Regions from separate parts of the Mus musculus genome. Here region 2 is linked to region 1. The links are chromatin loops, found by intact Hi-C in ENCODE. Cell type or tissue: gastrocnemius. All regions are shown on one strand. Links, peaks and the distances in the headings refer to the core of each region. The heading gives the core; the rest is flanking DNA. Region 1 has its middle 11 kb from the start of 2310069B03Rik. Region 2 holds the start of Gm32534 (a long non-coding RNA gene).

Evidence for each region. A loop is a pair of places that touch in the nucleus more often than their neighbours do. Peaks named below come from ENCODE experiments on the same cell type or tissue, not always from the same donor. Only the 100,000 strongest peaks of a DNase experiment are listed, where the experiment ranks them.
Region 2: a loop joins it to region 1, with 7 times the contacts of the local background. A loop is called at or near these places in 7 of 42 quality-filtered maps.

What each region holds. Positions count from the first base shown.
Region 1 is chr6:82,890,327-82,894,713 of GRCm38, forward strand. No RefSeq gene overlaps it. Among named protein-coding and RNA genes, the nearest start is that of 2310069B03Rik, 11 kb to the left of the region's middle. In gastrocnemius, for the core only: a CTCF peak has its summit at 2,428 (motif pointing left); a DNase peak (open chromatin) is centred at 2,432.
Region 2 is chr6:82,712,335-82,716,721 of GRCm38, forward strand. It overlaps Gm32534 (a long non-coding RNA gene), which reads right to left and starts at 2,596. Exons shown (of 3, transcript XR_377781.3): 1 at 2,391-2,596; 2 at 425-557. It overlaps Gm32480 (a long non-coding RNA gene), which reads left to right and starts at 2,872. Exons shown (of 2, transcript XR_003956455.1): 1 at 2,872-3,187; 2 at 3,275-3,635. In gastrocnemius, for the core only: a CTCF peak has its summit at 2,075 (motif pointing right); DNase peaks (open chromatin) are centred at 1,466, 2,092, 2,677 and 3,152.

The DNA of each region.
Region 1 (4,387 bases), core at 231-4,230:
ACCCAGCCCACCCGGGGTCAGCTTTCTGTACTTGACCCCAGAGACCTGACACTCACAGAGGCCCAAAGGATGAATCTGTTTCCTGATGCTCACATCCTGGCCTTCTTCTCCCAGCTAAAGTGGACACTAGGAGGCTAAGAGTGTAGCTTAGGGGGAGGATACTCTACATGCTCGGCATGTATGAAGTCCTGGCTTCAGTTCTGGAGATACAGTTAAATAAAATGGATACTAGGAACTGAACATTCCAAGAACCATTTTCATCTGGGTACCACCTTCAGGGCTCGTGGGTTGCTGAGGAGGACTCAAAACCTCAGGTCACATTGGGATTTGACCCTACCACTAACAAAGAGATACAAAGACCCGCAGTGTCCCTTTTCATCAGCATCTCACAGGAGGGTCAATCCAGGCGAGCCCATGCTTTCCTCAGTTCCCATGAATCAGTGCTCTGGAAGCAAACGCTGTTATTGAGACTCTGGAAGCTCAGTTATTAATAGAGCCAAAGACCGGGCTTTACTTGAAAGACAGGTACCCTGTCCACCCAGTGCTGACCAGGCCATGGGATGGGGGGAGTACTGAAGTTGTTGCGGGTGGTTTTCTGCTCTTCTTAGTGCCCCCTAATGACAGCATCTCCCAGGAAAAGGTCAAAGTTAGCCTTTCATTCTGGTCCTTGCAACGCCCAGGGCTTCCCAGCAGCTGGCAGAGGAGGGTGGGCCAGGGAAGCTTGCTTTACTGATTCTCTGTTGAGACCCACTCCTTCCATGCCTGATGCTTTTCCAAACCACTCTTGTCAACATACCTTGGCGACTTTGCAGCTTCCCTAACCTTCCAGAGCCTTGTTTGTCTCCATCAGTCGCTACCATAATGCCTTCTTTGTTCCATGGGCACTTGCGCACCTTATGCACATCTGGATTGCTGAAATATTGGAGCTGGGGGTGGGGCGGTGATGATTTGAGATGTAGTTCTTGCCTACAGACCAAGTGCTTGCCTACCTATTGTACGACAGACTTTTCATGGAAGGACACCAAGACACTCATCTATTCACCCCAGAGAGGGAGGCCATGGCAGATCAAAGTAACGACTGTAGCAACATCCAATTTGGTAAAAAGTAAGTTTTTACAGGAGTTACTATCAGGACTGTGGGTGAGGGGGTCACTTATAAAGAGCAGGGATCACTCAGAAGCAGCCGCATCACCAGAAAGCCCACCCCAACATGGGTGACCTGTCCCCATAGCTGCAACCCTGGAGCTCTCTGTGCATCCTGGGGCACTTCAGCAGCTCAATCTCCAGACACTGCGCATGGGGCTGAGCCGTAAGCATCCTTCAGACTTGTGTGCTCCCAGGCATGTGACCTTTCGTTGCCCTCCTGGAGAAAGTATTTGCTCAGAGGGCGTGTTGCCACTTTGCTGCTGCGTTTCTTTTACAGGATAATAGCAGTGGGTTTTCCCCTAAGGTGGCATAGGCCTGACCCACTTCCTTCTGCAGGAAATAGAAAGGGGAAAGGTTGTTGGTGCCCAATTGGTTCTTTTCCCCTTTTCCTTAAAGTCTGGGCCCCATCCCATGGGAAGGGATCACTCTGTTCAAGGTGGGCTTTCTCCCCCAGTTAATCCTCTTTGGAAAAACTCTGTCTCTCTCCCCGTCTCTCTGTGACTGTGTGCATGTCCGTCTGTCTCTCTTCTCTCTCTGTCTTTTCTCTTCATCTATATCCCTCTCTCATACAGACACACAAAATGGGCTTCATTAATGACCTGCTTGTGTATATTTGTATTTTATCATTTAATTTTTTGTGTGTTTTGTTTTAAGATTTATTTTATTGTATGTGTGTGACTGTTCTGCATGCGTGTATGTCTATGTGTGGGCCTGGTACCCATGGAGGTCAGAAAAGGGCCTGAAATACCCTGAAACTGGAGTTTATGGATGGCTAACCATAAACTGCCGTGTGGGTTCTGGGAAGTAAGCTCTGGTCCTCTCCACGGGCATCTGTTGAACCATGGAGCTCTCTCTCTAGCCCCTGCTAAGCTGTGTGTCTGTCTGGTGTCCTCTTGCTTGGGCTGCAGCCTTGTTGATGGATTGTATGTTGATGAGGACTGACCTGCTCTCACCACCCTGAGAAGACATTTATGATGATTACTTTTGATTGTCGACTTGACTGACTTAACGGCCAACTAAGGTTGTGCGTGATGGCACATACATTTAACCCCAGCACCCGGGAGGCAGAGATAGGTAGATTTCTGTGAAATTTGAGGATAGGGGGATCTATGTAGTGAGTTCCACACTAGCCAGGGCTATAGTGTGAGACTCTGTCTCAAAATCAAATCAAAACAAAAACAAAACTAACTAAAAGGAAAAACAAACAAAAAACTGGGCTGGAGAACTGGAGGGTCACAACCACCTGTAACTCCCATTCCAAGGGGTCTTCTGCCCTCTACAGGCCTCCATGGACACTGCACTCACACACACAGCAAGAAAGACACACACAAACACACACAATTTTACAAAATAATAATGAATTCTTGAAAGGAGAAAGAGAGAGAGATGTTGGCACAGAAGTGTCAGAAACTTCTCGATTGCCCCCACACTTGGCTCGTGGGATCCTGCTGGGCATTCCATGAACACGCGTGAGCAGTCACCACTGTTTGGTGGCTGGCATGGTTAACCCCATAGACTGATTCTGAGATTCTCGTTTGCACAGGCTTCCATAAATGCACAAAGTACCTAGAACGGTCTTCTTCTTAAGGTTGAAATCACAGCCTGGACTACCACTTGCTTCTGGTATCTCTTCTATACTGATGCTAAGTTCCTTTGACCTGAAGCAGGTGATGTCAGTCTCATTGCAAGGACTGCCCAGTGCCCTTTCTCCTCATATTCTGAGCACAGAATGCGCTGCCCTTGCTCATGACCCATTCAGGACTCATCCCCGCCCTCCACTCTTCGTGAACCTGGGGAGTATGGAGATGCGGCACACAGAGGAGGAGAAGAGGGCTTCAAAAGGCCTGGCCAGTTGGTATGAGATGTCTGAAATGTGTTTACTGGTCAGGGAGGAGTTGTGGAAGAGGTAGGTATCATTAAAATACATTGTCATTGTATGAAATTCTCAACGAATGAATAAAGACACTGTCTTTTTTAAAAGTACTAACTGAATATAGAATATAAAGATTTTTTTCTAGCAGTGTTGAGAACCTGTTGAGGGAGGAAGTCATCAATCTGTCCCCAGTCAGCCAGTCTGACTGAATTTTCTCTGGCTCAACTCAAGCATAGAGAATAAATGTTAGGAATGACTGAGTTAGGAAGTGACCTAATTCAGGTGGATGGGGAGAGCAAGCTGTGGGTCACTGGGTCCAGGGCACGCACAGACACACAGACAGACAGGGGGGGGAGAGGGAGAGGGAGAAGGAGAGGGAGAGGGAGAGGGAGAGGGAGAGGGAGAGGGAGAGGGAGAGGGAGAGGGAGAGAGAGGAGAGAGAGCGAGATGTGGTGTCCCACTGCAGTCAAACTGCGGGGAACCAGCCAGGACCTTGAGAGGGGTAAATGGGGTGGGGTGGGGGGGGGTGTACAGAGGAGGGAAGTTCAGGATGAAGGAAACTAATACAGTTTGCACTTCAAGGTAGATTTGGATTCAGTGCCCTTGACAGCTACATAGTAATTTTAAGGCTGGTGTAGGTCACATGAGACCCTATTTCAAAAAGATAAAAATAGGCAGAGCAGAAGTGGCACAGGCCTTTAATCCCAGCACTTGGGAGGCAGGGACAGGAAGATCTCTGTGAGTTCAAGGCCAGCCTGGTTTACAGAGTGAACTCTAGAACAGCCAGAACTACACAGAGAAATCTTGTCTTTATTATTATTATTACTATTTCTTTATTTATATTTCAAATGTTATCCCCTTTCCTAGTTTTCCCTCTGAAAACCCCTATCCCATCCTCCCCAGAAACCCTGTCTTTAAAAAATAAATAAATAAATAAATAAATGAATAAATAAAACATGTTTAAGAAGAATGCTTCCTATGTCCTTTAACACCCAGGTTCTCAAGACTGTTAATCTATCAACTATCCTTTTTGTCTACACCCCACACACCTTCCCTCTGTTCTTATCTCCTGAACTCTTCCCACTGGCAATGGAAGCAGCCAGATCTTGGCTGGATGTAGGGTGCCTGCCTAGCATGCATGAAGTCCTGAATTCCATCTCCAGCACTCCACATAGACTGGACATGGTAGCACATGCCTGTCATCTCAGCACTCCAGAGGTTAAAGTGGGGAGGAGCAGAAATTCAAGATCATCCTGGACCATAGTGAGTTCAAGGCTAGCTTGGGCAGCAGGAGACAAGAAGGAGGAGGAGGAGGAGGAGGAGGAGAGAGAGGGGGGAGGGGAGGAGGAAGAGAAACAGAAAGAAGAG
Region 2 (4,387 bases), core at 314-4,313, 180 kb before region 1:
CGGGCAGAGCACGTGCCTAGTTGCACCAAACCCTGGGTTCAATCGCCAGCACCACATAACACAGACACAGTTATACATGCTTGTAATCCTGGAACTCCAGAGGTAGGGGCAGGAGGATCAGGAGTTCAAGATTAACCTCGGCTATGCTGTAAGTTTAAGGCCACTCTGGGGCTACGTGAGACACTGGATGAGGAAAAGAAATCTACATTTCAGTCTGAGGATTCCTATGCTGTAAGAAAGGAGAGAACTTTGGGTCTCCTGAGGATGCTAAGCAGGGCCAGGCACTGGCCCCAGTGGTCTGAAGCCTGAGCTCAGCTGTGGAACAGGCCTTCTGCCCAAATATGGGCAACTTCCAGGACAGCCAGGGGCCCAGAGACCTCTTATTAAGCTTCAAAGGGTGGTTTGGATCTCTGGTTCCACTCACCTGGCAAGGCATCACAGACATTGTTCCAGACTGTGCTAGTGATCGATCACCTCCTAGTCCCCCACAAAGCCTGTTTCATCCGATCTACAGTCAAGTCAGGAGGCTGCCCTGGATCCTATGCCCTGGAACGGCTCTTCCCGAGAGCCAGAGAGAGACATGAGAAAACAAATGCTCAGAAGCCTGGGCAGCTGCTAAGATGCCTAGCCCAGCCAGCCTGACCTCTTCTCCCACAGCAGGGCTTAGGCAGAGACAGACATGACTGCTTTCCGGTGAGCCTACCAGACAGCTTGCTTTCCAGTCAGATGGACAACTTACCTGGAGAAGTCTGGCCATCTCTTTAGGCTATGAGCTCCTTCTAAGGGTAGACTGGAACTCTGTGTGTGTTCGCATGTGGTCACATGTGAACATGCAGGTGTACGTGGGGCTCAGAGACGGATATCAAGTATCCTCCTCAACAGATCTACATCTTGGGGTTTTTTAGACAAGGCTGTCCATTGAACTGGAGTTCACTAGCTGAGCTTGTTTGGCCTTTATTATTCCCACATCTCCAGTGCTGGGATGTTGGTTTGGATGATCCAGCCTTTAGAATGGGTGATGGGGATTTGAACTTGGGTCCTCATGCTTTTGTGCCTGTCTCCTCTACCAACTGTGCCCAGCCACTAGATTAGGACTTTAGAGGGTAAAGAAGTGCAAAGAGAAACGGGACGGGCAGCCAGGAAAGAGGTTGAAGTGAATGATGGCATTCACTCACAGCAGCCGGCCCCTGTTGCTGGGATGAAACCTCACTGCGCTCAGCTATCTTCCTGAACCAAGAACAACTCCATCCTAGGAGATGGAGTCATGGGAGGAGGGACTTGGGAAAGAAAAGGGGGATCAAAAGAGGAGAGACTCCAGGGACCCTGTGCATACCAGCCTGGAGTCCACCAGACAGCTTTGGAGACCCCCACTTTCCCCAACAGGATGTTTCTGCTCTTCGCTTTCTGCCACATTAAATGCCTGTTTTTACCTCGGTGAGTCTTGTATAACTCTGGGAACAATGCCCACACCTGAGCAGGTGGCACACAGCACTGGCAGTCCTATTATGTAATATGACAGAAGAGCCATCAGGTGTAGTCTAGACACACCCACCAATGCACTGGTTCCTGCCCCTCCCTCTAGAACAACGGTTCTTAGGTTCTCAGCTTGTAGATCACAACCCCTTTGGGGGTCAAATGACTCTTTCACAATGGTCGCCTAAAAGCATTGGAAAGCATAGATATTTACATTACAATACATAACATTAGCAAAATTGCAGTTATGAAGTAGCAGTGAAAACAAGGAACTGTATTAAAGGGTCACAACTTTAGGAAGACTGAGAACCACTCCTCTAGAAGGATGTCAGCCATCTTAGCAACTTATATTTCTCCTCCCCGCCCACCCCATTGCCTTCCTACTTTCAGTTTTTCTTTTCTCCATTTTCCCTCTTTTTCCTTCCTCTTCCCTTCAAATATTACATAACCTTAGGAAACACACATGGCTTTAAACGAATATATTTGTTTTAAGAATCAAAAAAAAAAAAAAAAAGGAAGGATCTAGTAATAGCTAAGACTAGGACAGCCTTCTCTGTTTTCTCAGCAACATGGGTTGCAGTGTCCACCAGAGGCCACTGGAGGGAGCCTCTGAGTCAGAGCTACTGAAGGGCACCGAGAAGGGAATTTATTTGCCTTATGCAGTGTTGAGGGCTGCCTGCAGGGCACCATCTCTCCAAATCTCTAGGCTAACAATTGGGTGAGTACCAACTCCTGATGAGCCAGAGAGGATGGGGCACAAAAGCTGGCAAGCGTGGGGAGCTCTCTAACATCTGGCCTTGGGAAGTGGTGGGGGCCATAATAGGTTCTGGACTAGAGTTCCATCCTCAAGTGCCATGTCATTTGGCAGTGGGGGGGGGGGGCTACCTGCTCCACCGTGAAGAATCTGTTGGACTTACCTTCCCCGTGGTGAAGAAGGCCTCAAAACTCGATTTAACCAGATCTCTTCATTGTCACGTTCCTTGCAGCCAATTGTTTATGCAGGAGTTTCATAGTCACCTCATGTGTAATATATACAAACTGAATAAAGCATGCGCCCTTTCTCAATACTTTCCTTCTAGGGCCTTTGGTTAAATGCTCTACAGACAACATTGGAGCTTAGAAATATGTAGACCACTGCCAAGAAAGGAGTCGTCTGGTCCTGCCAGAAGTAGGACTCAGCACAGTAGAACACCTGGTGCTGGCCTCCTAGGGCAACTCCGCAGTCTCAGGCCAAAGACATTTCAAGCACCACTGAGCAGTGGGGAAACTGAACCATTCAGAGGCCCCAAGTGCTTGCCTTCGTAAGTCCCCCGGGTTAGCAGGAAGTACAGGTGGTTCTGGCATTTTCCAGTGCTTATTAAGACAGAAAACATTTAATAAAACACAATAGATGTTTGTCCCTCAGAGAACCCAAAGTCCAGAAGCCACTGGGGATTCAAATTTTCTATTTATTTCGACACTATGATTGGTGTGTTTCTTGCCTGCTTTCCCTGGAAATGGGTTCTCAGCCTGGAGAGCAGAGTGTGAAGAGAGAGTTGTGGCTATTGCTCCACAAGGCAGGGAGAGGCATGTCAGCTCCTGAGCACACAATGGAGAAAGTCTCACTCCCATCTGCTTGGACAGCACCACCAACTGCACCTGGAGCCAGCTCTGTGAGCAGTCCCGGCCTGCCGGCACACCGCTGGCCCACATCCCAGAATTCCCCGATTTTCAGGTAAGTATTCCAGCAGCAGATGGAGTTTACAACTAGCAGAAGGGTGGATGTTCAAGCTAGGCCTCTCAAATCCCCTTGTTCTTACAGTGCAGGGTAGCAGGCTTGGAAAGGCTGATGTCGCACTTTGGAAATGGTTAATGGTCTGTGTCGGAAGCTTGCCCCCCAAAGAAATGGCGCAGAAAAATGGAGGAGCTTTAAGAGAGGGGATTAGGTCATTGGAGAAGCACCAGCAGAAGGGATTAGCTTCCCTCATATCTAGCAGACTGGCAGAAAAGAGCAAATGCAGCTTCTCCCCGCCCCCTTACTTCCTCTTTCTCCATCTTACCCTTTGTACAAGCTCCTACTATATGATGACATCACTGTGCCATGACCCAGCAGAGCCCCTTGGCAGGTGTGGTCACTCAGTCTAGCTGTCAGGACTGTGTGCTGAATAAACCTTTTCTCTATATAAGGTGTCTTGACTCTGGTATTAATCACAAGGGCAGAAATGAACTAAGCCAGCTGTAGACTGAGCTTTTTCTAAACTTTTATTTAGAAACTTTGTTTAGAGTTCTAAAATGCTTCAACCTCCCTTCTAGCCCACAGACCAAAGGTAGGGGGAAAAGAAGGTTTATAGGAAAAGGGAGTTGTGGACCTGTTTAGAAATAGTTCCTTGGAACGGTTTCACTCTTCACTCTCAGAACACCAGCAGTCTACTCCAATAGCAAACACCAAACATGAATTAGCAGCAGCAGTCTGATCCAGCAGAAACCACAAAGTTCTGCCAGATTGGCATGAGTCAGCAAAAATGGCAAGAATCAGCCAGAATATCACGAGAAGTTCCCTGGCATGTCTCTCTCTCTACACAGTGAAGACCAGCAAAGAAACAGTAAAGAAGAAAGTCTGGCAAAATGTCGCAAGGCATAGCAATGTAAGAATGCTGTTCGTTGTCTGTGGGGTTGTATTTATAGTCTTTCCAAACATCACACACCCTCTCACATGTCTCCTTCAGCAAAACATCTTCTCACGAGTCTGCTTGAGCAAAACATTCTCTCACAAGACAACTTCCAGAAAAATACCACATGACACAACTGAGTTTCCAAAGAACCCAAAACTTTCGACTTCAGTCAGCCATCAGAGTGCTCTGCAATGGTGCATGTTAGCCCTGGTCCAGATCATTCCTTTCAAATTTTCTGAGATAATTCTCAAAAGCATTTGCAG